Regions from separate parts of the Homo sapiens genome. Here region 1 is linked to region 2. Evidence: read pairs that join two places in POLR2A ChIA-PET (ENCODE). Cell type or tissue: GM12878. All regions are shown on one strand. Each heading gives the region's core, and the rest is flanking DNA. Links, peaks and the distances in the headings are about the cores only.

Region 1 (9,184 bases), core at 714-8,713, 69 kb after region 2:
ATCACAGTCCTTCTCTGCTGATTACGTTTTCCCATTGGGCCTAGAGTGGGTTAAGGCAAGATGCTGTGCCAGTTACAACAGGCTAGGTTTAGCTACCGTAACAAACAACCCCCAAGGTTCCATGGCCTCTGACAGCAAATGTCTATTTCTTCCTCATGTTGCACATCCGTGGTGGGTTGGCAGTGCCTCTGCTCCATGCCTTCTTCACTCTGGGACCTGGCAGATGGGAGAACCTCTAAGTGGAACATTGCCAATCTCATGGCAGACGAGAGGAGAAAAGACATAGTGAAAAATGTGTTGGCTCTTAAATCTGCTGGCAAGTGACACGTGTTAGTTCCACCTGCCGAGTAGTGACCCAAAACAAATCACATGGCCCTTGTTGAGTTCAACAAGGTGGAGATCTAAAATCTTCTTGCAAGGAGGTATTCCAGAATATTTGGCAAACGGCTTTAAAATCAACCGTGGAGACCTCATAAAATTCATTTTAGGAGAAACAGTAACAATGGTGCTAAGAGTAGCAAAACATCAGGTACTGTTCTAAGTTTTTTACATAAATGAATCCATGTCATGTTATCTTCATAACAAGCCTGTGAGGAAGGGGCTATTATGAAGCCCATTTTACAGATGGGCAAGCTGAGGCACTGAGCAGTCAAGTCCCAGGTCCAAGACTGCACAGCTTAGGTGGAACCTGCAGGGCAGTGCAGCTATGATGAAAATGAAGTGGTGGACCTGGAAACAGCCACAGCACAAAATTCCCAGATCCAGTTGTTTCCATCAGGCTTCTCCCTCCTCTGGCTGCTCCTCAGTGACCTTCTCCTTTCCCAGGGGCTCTGTAGAGCTCCTCCCTCCTCCTATCACTTTTATCCAGCTTCCTAGCTGAAAATCTTGCGTTCGGACCCACTGAACACCATAAAAATGTCAATTAAGTTGATTTAAAAATGCTCCTAGTCTCATTAACAACAAACTGTTTGTGCCAGTGCAGCCAGACAGGGCTAAGAATAAATAATATGAATATTAAAAGGTTTTTGGTGTCATTAATTATCAATAATAAATTATCACTACCCCCCACCCCTTCTCTGGCTGCCAGGGATGCTTTTTTCCTGGGCAGGATGAGTTATTACTAGAAGGCTGAGATGTGGCTTTCTCATCTGCTGTGGAGAAGAAATGCAGGCACTGTAGACCAGGGCCCTAGGAATCACGGCTCTTGTGGTCTCTAGTCTGACAATCTTTTTTTTTTTGAGATGGAGTCTCACTCTGTCGCCCAGGCTAGAGTGCAGTGGCGCAATCTTGGCTTACTGCAACCTCAGCCTCCTGAGTAGCTGGGATTACAGGCACCCACCAGTACGCCCGGCTAATTTTTGTATTTTTAGTAGAGACAGGGTTTTGCTATGTTGGCCAGGCTGCTCTTGAACTCCTGACCTCAAGTGATTCGCCTGCCTCGGCCTCCCAAAGTGCTGGGATTACAGGCATGAGCCACTGCGCCTGGCCTAGTCTGACAATTTAAAATCATTAGTGTCCTGCAGCAGTGTGAACTTCTGGGGTGAGTCACAACCCAGTCCAGCATCTGACTTAGGGCAGGCGCCCTGTCAATGTTTGGTGAATGAACAAATAAATGAAAGTAAAGGCATGGGCTTACATTTGTACCTCATAGCCTGAGTGGGGCCTGGGCTCTGCTACTCCCTAGCTGTGTGACCCTAGATATGTCACTTAACTTCTCTGAGTCTCATTTTCTTCTTCTGATAATAATAGTAGGTATTAGCCAGGCATGGTGGTGTGTGCCTGTGGTCCCAGTTACGTGGGAGGGTGAGGCAGGAGGATCACTTGGGCTCGAGGTTGAGGCTGCAGTGAGCCATGATTGCACGACTGCACTCCAGCCTGGGCAACAGAGTGAGATCCTGTCTCAAAAAAAAAAATCATAGCTATCTCACATGTTGTGAAGATGAAAATAGATAATGCATGTTAGAGCTCAGGCATGTAATAAGTGCTCAGTGAATATTGGCTATCATCCTCTTCATCATCATCATTTTAATTATAATTGCAATTCTGTGGTAGAGGAACTTATGACTGCTCCATTTTATCTCCTCAAAGGAATATTCTGCAGCCATTAAAAATGATTGCATTTTTTTAATAACAAGGAAAAATGTGTATAAGTTAAGAAAAAGTAAATTGCAGAATTTTTTTTTTGAGACAGAGTTTCACTGTCACCCAGGCTGGAGTGCAGTGGCGCCATCCGCAACCTCCACCTCCCAGGTTCAAGCAATTCTCCTGCCTCAGCCTCTCGCGTAGCTGGGATTACAGGTGCCTGCCACCAAGCCCAGCTAATTTTTGTATTTTTAGTAGAGACAGGGTTTCACCATGTTGGTGAGACTGGTCTCGAACCCCTGACCTCAAATGATCTGCCCCCATCAGCCTCGCAAAAGTGCTGGGATTACAGGCATGAGCCATGGCACCTGGCGTAAATTGCAGAATTTTATGTGCCTTCTGATTGCAGTAAAGTTAAGACAATTAAAACTTGGAAGGAGATACATCAAAACATTATTGATAATTTTCTCCTAGGTGGTAGAGTTACTGTGTTTTCTTTGGAATGTTTTCTGCAACTTTAAATTTTTACAATAAACATGTTTGTTTACTATAAACATTTTTCCACGTACACAAAAGTGGAGAGACTAGTATTATGAACACCCACAAACCTATCACTTAGATTTAATGATTGTTAACATTTTGCAATATTTGTGTCATCTTTTTTTCTTTTCTTTTGGGTGAAATATTTTAAAGTTACTAACATCAGGATATTTTATCCTTAAATTTCAGTATTTGTCTCTAAAAAAATATTTTCCTACCTAACCACAGTATTATGATTACATCTGACAAAATTAAGAATAATGTCTTAAATGTTATCTAATACATTGTTCATATTCAGATTTCCCCAATCGTCCTTCAAAATGGTTGTGTTTGTGTGTTTGTCTGTGTGCTTTGAGACAGGGTCTGGCTCTGTTGCCCAGGCTAGAGTGCAGTGGTGTGATCTCGGCTCATTGCAACCTCTGCCTCCCTGGTTCAAGTGATCCTCCCAGCTCAGCCTCCTGAGTAGCTGGGACTACAGGCACGTGCCGCCATGCCTGGCTATTTTTTGTAGTTTCTGTAGATATGGGGTTTTGCTATGTTGTCCAGGCTGGTCTCAAACTCCTGAGCTCAAGCAATCTTCCCACCTTGGCTTCCTAAAGTGCTGGGATGCCAGGCGTGAGCCCCTGCACCTGGCCCTGTTTTTACAAAGGGCTTGTTTGAACCGGGATCCAACCAAGGACCACGCACTGCATTTAGCTATTGTGTCTTCTAACTCTCTTTAAATCTAGAACAATATACCTCTGCTCTTCTGTCCATCACATGGACTTGTTGAACTGACCATGCCAATTATTCCATAGATGTCCCCGCTTCTGCCTTTTGCCTTTTCTTTGTGGTTGCATTGCTCGTATAATATGAAAACAAGCAATACAAATTTGCCCCTATCATTCCTAGCCACTCTCCTGGCCATATAGACGATAATTGTAACTACAACTTCCACAAGCCAGGTGCTGTTCTAAGTGCTTTATTTTCACGATCTTATTTAACCATTTCAATAAATCCATGACATAGGGACTCTTTTTATCAATGATGGAAATGAAATACACGGGTGAAAACTTGCCAAGGCCATATAGCCAGGCAGACCAGCTCTCAAGCCAGCACACCTAACCACCGTGCCATATTGAAAGAGTAGAAAGAGAAGCTGCAAAGGAAGGAAGACAGGGAGGTCAACCCTGCCTTCCTTTGGGGATACTTAGTGAAGAGCGAAGACCAGATTCTCTGTGGGGTCCAGGGAGTGTCCTGGAGGAGGTGATGAAGTGGTGGCACCAGTGATGGCATCTGTTCTGCCGGACCATGGAGCTGTTCTGGGCCCTCTCCAGGGTTTCCTCCTGTTTCCTTTTCTTCCATTCTCCGCAGGTTGGAAAGGTCCCTAAGAAGCCTGTGCTTTTCCCTCTCTGGGCTTGAGAGTCCCTGGGTCTGCTATTTATAGGCAAATAGACATCAGAGCCAGAAAGCCGCCTCAAGGGAGGTGCCTGCATAGCTACCAGGGTGGGAGACACATGGGCCCTACCAGTGATTATATTCTTGGGTCTTCATTGATGAGCATTCTGGAAAAAACAAATATGCAGTGTGTTTTGGGAAAGACCACTGGAAGAGGTTAAGTGTGGTGGTGCATGCCTGTAATTCCAGCACTTTGGGAGGTTGAGGCGGGAGGATGGCTTGAGCCCAGGAGTTTGAGAACAGCCTGGGCAACATTGCAAGACCTCATCTTTACCTAAATAAACAAACAAACAAATAAATAAATCAGCTGGGCATGGTGGTGTGTGCCTATAGTTGCAGCTACTTGGGAGGCTGAGTGGGAGGATCACTTAAAGCCAGGAGTTTGAGGCTGCAGTGACTTATGATTGATTGCGTCACTGCCCTCTAGCCTGTGCGACAGAGCAAGATGATCTTGTCTCTTTAAAAAAAAAAAAAAGATAGAGAAAACACTGGAAGAGAAGTTAAAACACCCAGGTTCTTAGCTGGATTTGCCTCTGCTATGGACAGGCTGTGACTTTGGCCAGGGCACCCAGCTTCCCTGAGCCAAAGGACCCTCTAAATCATGTTGGATTTAAGGCTGACAGCTGTTTCCATTGTAAGGTTGTTATAAGGATTATATGAAGATAAGAATGGAAGTGCTTTGCAAAATAATGAGAGAAATAGAAAAGCTTCCCTTTAGGGTATACTGCAGAAGTTGCAAATTCAGATGTGCAGACTGGCTAGGTAGGTAATACATGGTTCCCATGAGAGCTGCTGTGGTCTAACATGGCCCCATCGCAAAGCCATGGCTGATTGGTCATGGAGTTGGCAACTGGTCTACACTAGGCCAATGAATCCCCACCTTGGGATTTTTGGACTTGGGAAGGGAGGGCAGTCAGTCATTCTTTCCCGTGGGTTTAGGTCTAAACTGTGAAATAGGAAGCATTAGTATGAATGTTCCCTGAGTGTGGAGTAAGACAGTTTGTGAGGGAGGGTGAATGCAGCAAGCAACTGAAAGCAAAAGAGGGGGAGAGAGAAGTGAGACCCAGACTCCAGCTGTTCTTGGAGTCTAGCTGCATCCGTGGGATTTGACCATTCAACCACAGGTTTGGCTTCTCTGAGCCAACTATTTCTTATTTTTGGCTTAAACCTCTTTGGGATTTTTTTTCTACCATTTATGTCTAGAAGAGTGTCTTGTATTAGGCAATAGGACACTCTTAGCAGTCCAAAGAAGGGAAGAGCTGGAGTGAAATTAGCTGGGTACGGTGGCATGCGGCTGTAGTCCTAGCTTGAGCCCAGGAGTTTGAGGCTGCAGTGAGCCATGATTGTGCCACTGCACTCCAGCCTGGGTGACAGAGTGATACCTTGTCTTAAAATAAAATAAATAAAAATAAAGAGACCCAGCAAGTTAGTGACTTAGGCAGCTTAGAGAGCACCTCCTAATCCTTCCACCTCAGTTTACAACTAAAGTTCAACATCATCAACTACCTTGTCTCAGGTATCCAAATGATATGGTTTGGCTCTGTCCCTACCCAAATCTCATCTTGAATTGTAGCTCCCACACTTGTGGGAGGGACCCAGTGGTAGGTAACTGAATCATGGGGCAGGTCTTTCCTGTGCTATTCTTGTGACAGTAATAAGTCTCACAAGCTCTGATGGTTTTATAAAGGGGAGTTGCCCTGCACAAGTTCTCTTCTCTTGTCTGCTGCCATGTGAGACGTGCCTTTCACCTTCCACTACGATTGTGAGGCCTCCCCAGCCACGTGGAACTGTGAGTCCCTTAAACCTCTTTCTTTTGTAAATTGCCCAGTCTTGGGTATGTCTTTATCAGCAGTTTGAAAACAGACTAATACACCAAGTAAGTGAATTGGTGGCAAAACCAAAACAAGAAATCAGATCTCCTGACTTCCATCCCAGGGTCTTTTTCACCTCTATGATTTGCCTCTTTTTATATCTGGGCAGCATATAATCACACTGCATTAAAAAAACAATAACTTTTACTATTTATTGAGTACACATTAAGTTTCTTCCTGTATAAGACAGTTGCATTACCTTAATAGTAACCCAGTAAAGAAGCTCTTACTGTTCTCATTTTGCACAGTGGAAAACTGAAGTTCAGAAAGGTGAAGCAACTTGCCTAAAGTCACGCAGCTAGTAAGTCATAGACTCAGGATTCAAATTCAAGTGGCCTGACTCTTGAGTCCTCCTGTTTAATTATGATACTCTGCACCATCTTTGGCTTTCTGCTCTAGCACGAGTGACAGTGCCCATGCACTCTTTCAAGCTGGGACCTTGCTGAGTCTTTGAGTGAGACGGAGAAGTCCTAAGAGATCTGTCATTTCCTGCACTTCTTGGCTACTGGCATGGGAATATCGTTCTCAGACTTGTGTTATTTACCCAAGAATTTGCAAGGCTGCACCTTGCTTAAGTAGCAAACACCTCTGCAAATATGGATGGGAAATTGGATTTGCTTATGCGGGAGTGGAGAAGCCTTCAAGTATTCTTGGAAAAGGGGTTGGTGCAAACATGCATGGGTGCCAAAGATGCTCAGAGTTGATTGGGTTTCACTTATCAACACAATGGGGGAGGAAGGAATTCTTTTTCAAAAAATTAGCTTTACTGAGGTATAATTGCATACAAAAATAACTACACATGTCTAATGTATACAATTTGATGAGTTCAGATTTATGTACATACCTATGATGCCATCACCACAATCAAGGTAATAAGAGTCCCATTCCTCTGATGGATGGGACTCTTTTTTGTTTTGTTTTGTTTTTTAGAGATAAGGTTTCACTCGTCACCCAGGCTGGAGTGCGGTGGTGCAATCACGGCTCATTGCAGCCCCTAACTCCTGAGCTCATGTGATTCCCCTGTTCCGCCGCTTAGCCTCCTGAGTAGCTGGGACCACAGGCATGCACCACCACATCTGGCTAATTTTTTAATCTTATTTTTTGTAGAGTTGGTGAGGGCGAGGGGTCTCACTGTTTACCAGGCTGATTTTGAACTCCTGAGCTTAAGCAATCCTCCTGCTTTGGCCTCCCAAGCTGTTGGGATTATAGGCATGAGCCACTGCTCTCGGCCAGGGAAGGGGACTTTTGAAGTCTCTCTGCACACTCGGCTTTGGTGCTTATAAACAGAAACTCTGCAATGTGAGGGGCAGAAATAGTTAAGTAATGTTCATTCCACACCCACAAAGATCTGGCAAAGGGCAGTCTACTCCAAACTGTAGACTTCTGATCACCTGTGATAGAACCACCTGGCGAGGCTTGTTAAAAATGCAGGGTATTGGTTATTTATTGCTGTGTAACACATTGCTCCAAATTGTAGTGGCTTAAGACAACAGCAACTAGTCTCCCAGTGAATCTTCAACTTGGGCAGAGTTCACCAGGACTGCCTTTGCTGGGTCAGCTCAACTGGGGACTGGAGGATTCTCTTCTGAAATGACTCACTCACAGGGCTGGCAGGTTGGTGTACTTGTTGGTTGGGAATACTGCCGGGGCTGAGGGCTGCGGGCCTTGGTTCTTCTCTATGTAAGGCTCTCCATAGGATGCTTGGGCTTCCTCACAGCATGGTGGCTGGGTTCCAAGAGAACAAGGTACAATTATGTCGCACTTTTCTAATATACATCTCTGCTGTACTATATTGGTTGAGGGAGTAAAAAAGGCCCACCAAGTTTCAAGGGTTCATAAATTCATCCTCTTGATGGAGAAGTGACAAGATTCAGGAAGAGCATGTGGGATGGGAAGTATTATTGTGGCCAGCTTTGGAAAATACAATCTGCCACATAGCAAATTCCCATGACCCCACTGCAGAGCTGCAGGATCAGAATTTATGGAGGCAGGGGCAAGGAATCTGCATTTCAATCTCTTCCATATAATTTCTGTTGACCACTAAATTTTGAGATTCCCTAAGTGAGGATTGACATGCAACCTCCATAAGACAGTGCTAACATAGCATGTAGGTGTAGCTGACTGGAAGCCAGAAAACAGGCTTTTGTCCTGGCTAGGCAGCTGGATTCCTGTGAGACTTTGGGAAAGTAACTTACTATTTCAGGGTTCATTCTCCTTAGCTGTAATAATTATACACAGCTCAGAGGGTCATTCTCAGGACTAAATACTACGAAACCCAGAATATGCTTAGCCTAGTACCTGTTGCAGAGTGAGTATTCAATGAATAGTATCATACTCAAATGACATTATTATGACTGCTAAAGTCTTTGTAAATTTAAAGTGCTCTTTTATTATGATTATCATAGCTACTGTTTGTTTACAGCTCTCTCAGTGCGAAGCCCATTATTACTTAGAATTTGCAGGTGTCACTAACCCCATTTCACAGAGAAGGAAACTGAGGTTCAAAAAGATTGAATGAGTTGCCCAAGGAATGGGAGGAACTAGGATTTGAACTGATTGTAATTTGGTTCCAAAACCCCTACCTCTACCATATCACTCTGTCCCTTGCTATGTGATAACAGAAGCCATTTTAAAAAATTAAATCTGTCTTATTGCCTCATCTTGAAAATGAGGTTTATAACACCTTCTGTGCCAGAAGGTTGGTGTTGGGTTTTATTGTCCTTCTAATATCTTGTCTTCTGAGACAGTGCTGAGATCCACCCCGGTGGTTAAACCCCTGGCTGCTGGCCTCCATTGGTGGTGGTGGGAATGCAGTTCTGGGAGCCAGAGAAGAGAGACGCTTCCTATCCCCTCCCCATTCAATGGAGCCCCATCCACCTGCCAAAAACCAATGTGACCATCTTGCAAGGAGGCAGTAGCTTCCTCACAGCCTGATAGCTGTGACATTATGAGGCTCAGTGGGTTGAACTCCAGAAGCTTAAGCTCAAATCCCAACTCTACCACTTAGTACCAGTTCAACCTTGGGTAAATACTTAGGGAGCACTTTACCACTCTGGGCTTCTGTGTCCTCCACCATAACAAGGGGATACCAACTCCAACCTTGTGGGTTTGCTCTGAGGATTAGATGAGCTCAAGTAGGACAGGCATCTAAGAAACGATTTGGTACACAGAAAGTTGGGTGTGTTTTGCTGTCATGGGGGGCCGTCAGCCCCTTGCAGACAGCTGGATCTCTTTCAACTTGTAGAGGTGGATCA
Region 2 (9,184 bases), core at 673-8,672:
AGAGACAGAGCAAGGGGAAATCAGGATGCTGTTAGCAGAAGAAGGATGTGTTCTGGAAAGGCAAAACTACATCCTTCCATGACATCTTAACACTCATAAAACTCATCCAAGGCCTGGGTGAAAGCCTAACCATCCATTTGACTTTCAGTGTACTTTCTGAGCACTCATAGGTCAGACATGACTCAAAATTGCTGACACATCATTAGGAAAACTAAATTACAAATTCATAGTAGAGACAAGTATTGATTAAATAAGTTGATTAATTACCAGTAAGCCCAACTTCTCTTCAAATCAGAGCGTGGAAAGGAGGGTAGGGATATCCTGGTTGGATTCACTCCCAAACCATCATTCTACGGATGCCATTTTTACTGTAGATGTGTTGGTGTTTCTCACCTCCCTACTTTGTTTTCAGTCATTGCATCCCACTTTCCCTCTAGGGATCATACCCATAGTACACAGCCTTTTTGGCAGTTTCCTTGGCCATGTGTGGACATATGACTCACCCCAAGAGAAAATATTTTTTCTTTTTTTTTTTTTTTGAGACGGAGTTTCACTCTGATGCCCAGGCTGGAGTGCAGTGGCGCAATCTTGGCTCACTTGAACCTCCGCCACCCAGGTTAAAGCAATTCCCCAGGAGAAGATATTCTGACCCTTGTTAAAGAACAGTGCAAAAGTCTTTGTCCAAGAAACCACTGCAATGGGGTTTTGCAGTAGGAGAACGAGATTGGGATCACTTTCAAATACAACAAGGAAAAATGGGGGTTTATAGCCAAAGGGCAGGGTTGTGGTGGGAAGGATTAGTGGATGGAAAAGTACTATTAATTAGAGGATAGAGGAATTCTTGCTAAAAATGACCTAACAGGATTCTTGCTAAAGCCAAGCTAGGGTGGTCAGACATCACCTGGGGGTTGTGGGGAAGAAGACTTTGATTAAGTATTTGAGGATTGTCAGCTATAGCATGTGGGGATTCTGGCTAAATCAACATGACAGAAAATTTGCTAAAACTGGGAGATGCAAAGACAAACAAGGAAGTCCAAAGGTCAAGGCCAAGTTAGGAAGAGGGTTCAGAGGAGCCTGAGTAAAGTTTGGTCAAGGAGAGAATCTTTGTCAACAGCTCAGGGCAATACATTCTGAGGATGGTAATATAAAGTTTGAAATAAAAATAGGGCTGTAGAGCTGCTCTGATTTCTACTGTTTCGAGCCCAACTTCACAGCCTTTTTTTTTTTTTTTTTTTTTTTTTGAGACAGGATCTTGCGCTGTTACCTAGGCTGGAGTGCAGTGGTGTGATCACAGCTCACTGCAACCTCAACCTCCAAGGCTCAAGCCATCCTCCTACCTCAGCCCCTACCTCCCGCCTCTGTGCTGGGTAGCTGGGACTACAGGTATGTGCCACCATGCCCGGCTAACTTTTTTAATTTTTAGTAGAGACAATGTCTCACTATGTTGCCAAGATTGGGCTTGAACTCTGGGCTCAAGTGATCCTCCCGCCTTGACCTCCCAGGGTGCTGGGATTACAGGCATGAGCCACTGTGCCTAGCCACAGCCATTTTTTTTTGATTCTTCAAGTTACCTGATATCCTTGCCATTCATCCCTTTTCTTCACATGTTTGCTGGAACAAATTTCTGTTACTTGCACTCAAAGAACCTAACTAGTGTGATGCTGGCTTGCAATGTGATCTGAGCATGTTTTGTTAACTCTGTGTGTTGGCGTGTTGCTTTCTTACTCTATAAAATGAAACTATTAATTTCTACTTGAAGGGTTGGTGTAAGGATTCAAAACAAAATGGCTTAGTGCAATGACAGTATGTTTTCTATTAGTGAAAAATGTTTAAATTGGGGATCTGAGGGTGGGCTTCAGGTGTCAGTGAATCTACCAGAATTTATAGGCTGAATTATATTTATACGTGGGCATGTGCACGTATATGCATATGCAATTATTTAATTTTTTTTTTTTTTGAGAAGAAGCGCCATTAGAGTGTCCAAATGGTCCTTCATCCCACATTAGCTTAATCCTCCTAGCTCTGGGTGATTTGTCACCCAGACTCTTGTTTTTTTTTTATGAGACGGAGTTTTGCTCTCGTTGCCCAAACTGGAGTGCAGTGGCGCGATCTTGGCTCACTGCAACCTCTGCCTCCCTAGTTCAGGCAATTCTCCTGCCTCAGCCTCCCGAGTAGCTGGGATTACAGGGGTGCACCACCATGCCTAGCTTATTTTTTGTATTTGTAGTAGAAATGGGGTTTTAGCACATTTGCCAGGTTGATGTCGAACTCCTGACCTCACATGATCCACCCACCTCGGCCTCCCAAAGTGCTGGGATTACAGGCGTGAGCCACCGTGCCCGGCCGAGACTCTGTCTTAAAATAAATAAATAAATAAATAAATAGGAGAGCTGGCTGTTATCTCTGAAAGGCTTTCAAACTCCTGACCTCAAGTGATCCACCCGTGTTGGCCTCACAAAGTGCTGGGATTACAAGCATGAGCCACCATACCTGGCCTTCTTTCTTTCTTTTTTAAAAATATTGCTACGAGTTCTCGCTGTGTGGCCCAGGCTGGTCTCAAACTCCCGGCCTCAAGCGATCCTCCCCCTCAGTCTCCCAAAGTGCTGGGATTATAGGCATGAGCTACTGTGCCTAGACAGAAATGCCTTCATTTCTGACCTACAGTCCTGGGTATTGTATATCCCAGAAAAGGAAATTGGCATGCCTGAGAGAGCAAATGCCAGGGCTCCTGACCCCTACTCTGGTGTTCTTGCATCTATAGCACACAGAACTCTTCCACTTGGCCCTAAAGTCTTTCTTCCTTTTTTTTGAGACAGGGTCTCACTCTGTCACCCAGGTTGGAGTGCAGTGGTGTGATCCTTGCCCACTGTAACCTCTGCCTCCTGGATTCAAGGGATTCTCATGCCTCAGCCTCCCAAGTAGCTGGGACTACAGGCATGCGCCACCACACCTGGCTCTTTTTTTTTTTTTTTTTTTTTTTTTTAGACGGAGTCTTGCTCTGTTGCCCAGGCTGGAGTGCACTGGCACAATCTCCGCTCAGTGCAACCTCTGCCTCCCGGGTTCAAGCAATTCTCATGCCTCAGACTCTTGAGCAGCTGGAATTACAGGCACGCCCCATGACACCCAGCTAATTTTTGTATTTTTAGTACAGACGAGGTTTTACCATGTTGCCCAGGCTGGTCTCGAACTCCTGGCCTCAAGCGATCCACTCGCCTTGGTGTCCCAAAGTGCTGGGATTACAGGCCCGAGCCACTGCGCCCGGCCTATGTTTTGTATTTGTCGTAGAGACAGAGTTTACCATATTGGCCAGGCTGGTCTGGGACTCCTGACCTCAAATGATCCATCCTCCTCAGCTTCCCAAAGTGCTGGGATTACAGACATCAGCCACTGTGCCCAGCCTTCTTTTTTTTTTTTCTGAGACAGGGTCTTGTTGTCCAGGCTGGAGTGCAGTGGCACAATCACAGCCCACTGCAGCCTTGAACTCCTGGGCCCAAGCCATCTTCCCACCTCAGCCTCCCAAGTAGCTGGGACCACAGACATGCACCACTGAGCTGGGATAATTTTTTTTATTTTTATAGACATGGGGTCTTCAGCCTGTTGCCCAGGCTGAAGCTTCCACTCTTGTTGACAGTCTGGTTTCTCCAAAGTTGTTGCCAGGCATGATGAGATGGGTGATCAGCAGGTGCCTACAGATAAATCATTGGGAAGGCAGAGGTAGAGAAATGGCTGATAGACAGTTGATGCATTCTTCCAACCCCCTCCTAGCAAACGGCGTCCTAGTTTGGGGGGACTTGACTGATTGCTCTACCCCAGACTACGTAATTACCATTGCTACAGAAATGAGTGCTTTTATTTTCCACTGATCGTGGTGGTAAGGATGATACAGAGCCTAGCTTGGTGTCTGGTAGGTGTGAAGGCGGCACACTCATGCTCTGTGTGTATGATTGAAAGTGAAAATGTCTCTGAAGGGAGGATAGTTTGACAATATGAATCAGAATTTTAAGGATGAATACCTATTTTATTTTACTTTCAAATATTCAATTAATTTCAGAAAGATTTCTTTTACTTTCAAAATTTCAAGTAGTTCTCATTTGGGGGAAAATTTTTTAAAGAAAACTGTGTTGACACAAAGAATTGACATGTCAAATTAGATTTGTGAATCATGCATCTAATCTAACACTAAACCTAACCAATGATTAAAAATTACAAGCAAGGCTGGGCATTGTGGTTTATTCCTGTAACCCCAGAAGTTTGAGAGGCCGAGGTAGGAGAATCACTTGAGATCAGGAGTTCAAGACCACCCTGGGCAGCAGAGTGAGACCCCATCTCTGCAAATAATTAAAAAATTAGCTACGTGTGGCAGCATGCACATGTAGTCTCAGCTACTTGGGAGGCTAAGGCAGGAAGATCACTTGTGCCCAGGAGTTCAAGGCTGCAGTGAACCATGATCACACCAAAAAAATTAGCTGGGTGTGGTGGTGCACACCTGTAATCCCAGCTAGTTAGTAGGCTAAGGCACAAGAATTGCTTTAACCCGGGAGAGAGAGGTTGCAGTGAGCTGAGATTGCGCCACTGCACTTCAGCCTGGGTGATGAAATGAGACACTGTCTCAAACAAAATAAAGAGTTTTTTTATCCACTCACACATACTCTGAGCTCTTCAAACCATAGAGGTCAGGCTGTGTTAGGTTTTTGTCAACCTAAAATGATCAAAGGCTCAGGATCTAGTTGAAAGAGTTTATTCAAGTGCAAAGTGTGAGGGCACCATCGGGGACACAGACACCAAAGAACAGGGCTCCGTGTTCCAGGTGAAAAGTGAAAGATCTCTTACCCAGGCAAACACGAAAGTGCTGAACAGTTTAATGCAGAAAGATAAGGTAGGGTCTCTATCAGCTACACAGGGCCCATGCTCAAAAAGGCCCCTCACTTGGTTTAGTGTTCTGAGTTCACGATCTTGAGATTCTTTTTCTTTCTGTATTAAATAGAAACGAGATGTTGCTGTGGCTGTGTTGCTCAGGCTGGTCTTGGATTCCTGGGCTCAAGCGATCCTCCCGTCTCCACCTTCCAAAGTGCTGGGATTACAGGCATGGGCCACTGCACCCGGACCATCTTGAAATTCTTTTTTGTTTGTTTGTTTGTTTGTTTTGAGACAGGGTCTTGCTGTCACACAGGCTGGAGTGCAGTGGTGCAACCTTGGCTCACTGCAACCTCCACCTCCTGGGTTCAAGCAATTCCTGTGCCTCAGCATCGTGAGTAGATGGAATTGCAGGTACGCGTCACCACGCCTGGCTAAATTTTGTATTTTTGGTAGAGATGGGGTTTCACCATGTTGGCCAGGCTGGTCTTGAACTCCTGAGCCCAAGTGACCCGCTCGCTTCAGCCTCCCAAAGTGCTGGGATTACAGGTGTGAGCCACTGCACCTGGCCCATGTTGAAATTCTTAATAATTTTTGAACAAGAGGCCTCTTATTGTCCAGGCTGGAGTGCAATGGTGCAATCTTGGCTCACTGCAACCTCCGCCTCCTGGGTTCAAGTGATTCTCCTGCCTCAGTCTCCCAAGTAGCTGGAATTAGAGGCACCTGCCACCATGCCTGGCTAATTTTTGTATTTTTAGTAGAGATGGGGTTTGCCATGTTGGCCCAGCTGGTCTCCAACTCCTGACCTCAAGTGATCTGCCCACCTCAGCTTCCCAAAGTGCTGGGATTATAGGCATGAGCCACCGCGCCCGGACCCCTGCTTCATTTTCTTCATGCCATTTATCACTGTCTGAGAATCCTATTAGCTGCTATATTTGTTTCCTGAAGCTGCCGTAACACGGTACCAGGCACTGGGAGGTTTAAACAACAGAAATTTATTCCGTCACAGTTCTGGAGGCCAGAAGTCTGAGATCGAAGTTAGGAATGACTGCACTCTCCCGTGAGGCTCTAGGGGAGAATGTCTCCTTGCCTCTCCCAGCTTCTGGTGGCCCCAGCACTCCTCGGGGTTCCTCCATTTGTAGATGGGTCAGTCCCATCTGGGCCTCCGCCTGCACATGGGCTTCTCCTCCCATGTCTGTCTGTGTCCAAATTACCCTCACATATGTATATGGTTTTTTTTCATATTTATTTATTTATTTTTTCAGACAGGGTCTTGTTCTTTTGCCCAGGCTGGAGTGCAGGGGTGCTATCATGGCTCACTGCAGCCTCAACCTCACAGGCTCAAGCTATCCTCCCACCTCAGCCTCCCAAGTAGCTGGGACCACAGGTACATGCCACCACACCCAGCTAATTTTTTAATTTTTTGTAGAGACAGGGTTTTACCATGTTGCCCAGGCTGGCCTCGAACTGTTGGGCTCAAGTGGTCCTCCCACCTCAGCCTCCCAAAGTGCTGAGATTACAGGCATGAGCCACCGCACCCGGCCTCCTCCTTTTATAAAGGGATTCATCAGTCAGTGAATTTAAGGCCCACCGAATCCCGTATAACCTCATCTTACCTTGATTATATCTATAAAGACTTTATTTTCCAATAAGGTCACTGGGGGTTAGGACTTGAGCATATCTTTTTGGGGGACACAATTCTACCCATTCCAAATGTTAATTCGTTTATTTAATTTATCTTTTAAAAATCTTTTTTCCTGCCCCACTAGGATATAAGCTCCATGGAGGCCAACTTGGTCCTTTTTCCCTGGTCTAGCTCCAGTGTCAAGGGCAGTGTTTGAGACAAAAAAGTTGTTCAAAACCAGTTCATTGTGCCAGGCACAGTGGTTCACGCCTGTAATCCCAACACTTTGGGAGGCTGAGGCGGGTGGATCACGAGGTCAGGAGCTTGAGACCAGCCTGACCAACATGGTGAAACCCCATGTCTTCTAAAAATACAAAAATTAGCCTGGCGTGGTGGCGCACACCTGTAGTCCCAGCTACTCAGGAGGCTGAGGCAGGAGAATTGCTTGAACCCAGGAGGCAGAGGTTGCAGTAAGCTGAGATTGCGCCACTGCACTCTAGCCTGGGCGACGGAGCGAGACTCCGTGTCAGAAAAGAAAAAAACAAAAAAAGAATTTTAAACTCTGACTCAAATATCGAGATGAACGTTCTGGCATCGACACATGTCCAGCACTACTCTCACCTCCACAGTTTGGGACGAGTGCCCTAGAAAACAGCAGTGACCTTGTAAAAACCCTGGAAGAAAAGCTTCACCTAGGGAGTGTCACAAAGTTTCAGCCAGAACAAAAAATAGCTTGTAGCAGTCAATGCATTATTATTAGCCTTTCATGAGCAAGCATTGGTCACAGAGATTTTGTGTTTGAAAATGGCAAAATGTGCCTGTATCCAAAAGAAATGAAACCTGCAGAGAGGTTTTATGTCTGCACTTGATCAGTATTAATATGGAAAAAATAATAAACTTCTTTTTACATGTCACATTCTGGTTGACTGCAGGGATCCCAGAAACATTGCTATTAACACAATTCTTACAAGTGTTGGCCTCTCCACTGAGCCCCACCCATAGTGAAGTGCCATTATCTGCTCTTTTCTTCTCCTGAGATTCTTCACATTACGGCTCAAAGCGCTGATCTGCCAATCTCATCAACAGGCTGGATGCAGTTCAGAACAGAGGAAGTAGCTATTTAATTGGTCACAGTTCTCAACTAGCACCACTCAAGTTTAATAACATTTATACTATCTCCAGTTCTTTTTTTAAAATTAAAATGAATTTTTTTTTGAGACAGAGTCTTGCTGTGTTGTTCAGGCTGGAATGCAGTGGCACGATCTCAGCTCACTACAGCATCTGTCTCCTGGGCTCAAGCCGTCCTCCCATCTCAGCCTCCCAAATAGCTGGGACTACAGGCATGCACCACCATACCAAGGTAATTTTTGTATTTTTGGTAGAGACAGGGTTTCGGCATGTTGCCCATGCTGGTCTTGAACTCCTGAGATCAAGCAGTCCTCCTGCTTTGGCCTCCCGAAGTACTGGGATTACAAGAATGAGCCATGGCCTCCGGCCTCCAGTTCTTGTGAGGACATTGGAATATAACTGTTTTTTTGTTTGTTTTTCCTTCTGGGGCTTGGGGGATTTCTCTGGTGAAACCACCTTGAAATACAGAAGGCAGCAGAACCTGGAGATTTTGAAAACAGACGTGGTTCAGAACCCTCTTCATGTCCTTTACTAGGTGTGTGACCTTGGGCAAGACACTGAACCACTATGAACCTCAGTCTCCTCATTTGTAAAATGAGAACTAATATTTGCTTGTCAGTTTAAGCTAGGGATTAAATGAGATATTATAAGTGAAGTTCCTAGTCTAGTGTTTGTAAAGGGATCAAGCCATTTTTTATTTTTGATTTAGGGGTGGGCCTGGAGGAAGTGAGGGTGAGGATATTACTGCTTTGAATGTTGTTTGGAATCGATTCATTAGAATTATGCAAGTTGAGCTGGCATTGCAGTTTACTCTTTGTTTTAAACCTCTTCAGCAAATACAAGGAGCATGAAAAAAGGCAGTAAGAGGTATATTTGGAATAATACGGAATTGCAAAATGGTAGCTATTTCTTGCCTTTCATGTCGTTTAGTGTCCCAGGGTCTGGGACTTAAGTGCCTCAGGAAGGACTCTAATGTGTCTTGGGTGTAGATACTTTCTCCCTCCATACCTCCTATACTTCTACCAGATAATTCACTTTATGTTTTTACTTTTTATTTATTTATTTTTGAGACTGAGTCTCACTCTGTCGCCCAGGCTGGAGTGCAGTGGTGCGATCTCGGCTCACAGCAACTTCCACCTTTTTGGTTCAAGCAATTTTCCTACCTGAGCCTCTCAAGTAGCCAGGACTACAGGTGCATGCCACCATGCCTGGCTAATTTTTGTATTAACTACAGGCATGAGCCACCATGACTGGCCTCGTGATAATTAACTTTAGTATTAAAGTTATAAATGGATAACCAAAGTGCATATTAAAACTTCTTAAAAGTAGCATTGGTGATTACTGCAAATTATTGACGCTGTGGAGTGTAGCGTTAATGTGATACCCTACCTTGTTTTAGCCTGATTGACTGTCACTTAGCTGAGAGAGCCAGACAGACTCCGTTTTCGTTTCTTCACTTGCAGCCCCTTATCCTCCTCCCTTAAGGACATAACTGGTACAAGCTGACTCCAAGCACATCCAGGCATCCAGGAATGCACTTACTGATAAGATACTGAGGCAAGCTGTACCAGCAGCTCC

What was found. ChIA-PET counts read pairs that join two places held together with the same protein. Peaks named below come from ENCODE experiments on the same cell type or tissue, not always from the same donor. Only the 100,000 strongest peaks of a DNase experiment are listed, where the experiment ranks them.
Region 1: POLR2A ChIA-PET joins it to region 2 with 5 read pairs; 2 of 35 experiments call an interaction of 5 or more read pairs at or near these places.

The regions. Positions count from the first base shown.
Region 1 is chr16:10,192,485-10,201,668 of GRCh38, reverse strand. No RefSeq gene overlaps it. Among named protein-coding and RNA genes, the nearest start is that of GRIN2A, 15 kb to the right of the region's middle. In GM12878, for the core only: no CTCF peak of the experiment used is centred there; no DNase peak of the experiment used is centred there.
Region 2 is chr16:10,261,666-10,270,849 of GRCh38, reverse strand. No RefSeq gene overlaps it. Among named protein-coding and RNA genes, the nearest start is that of GRIN2A, 84 kb to the right of the region's middle. In GM12878, for the core only: no CTCF peak of the experiment used is centred there; a DNase peak (open chromatin) is centred at 3,859.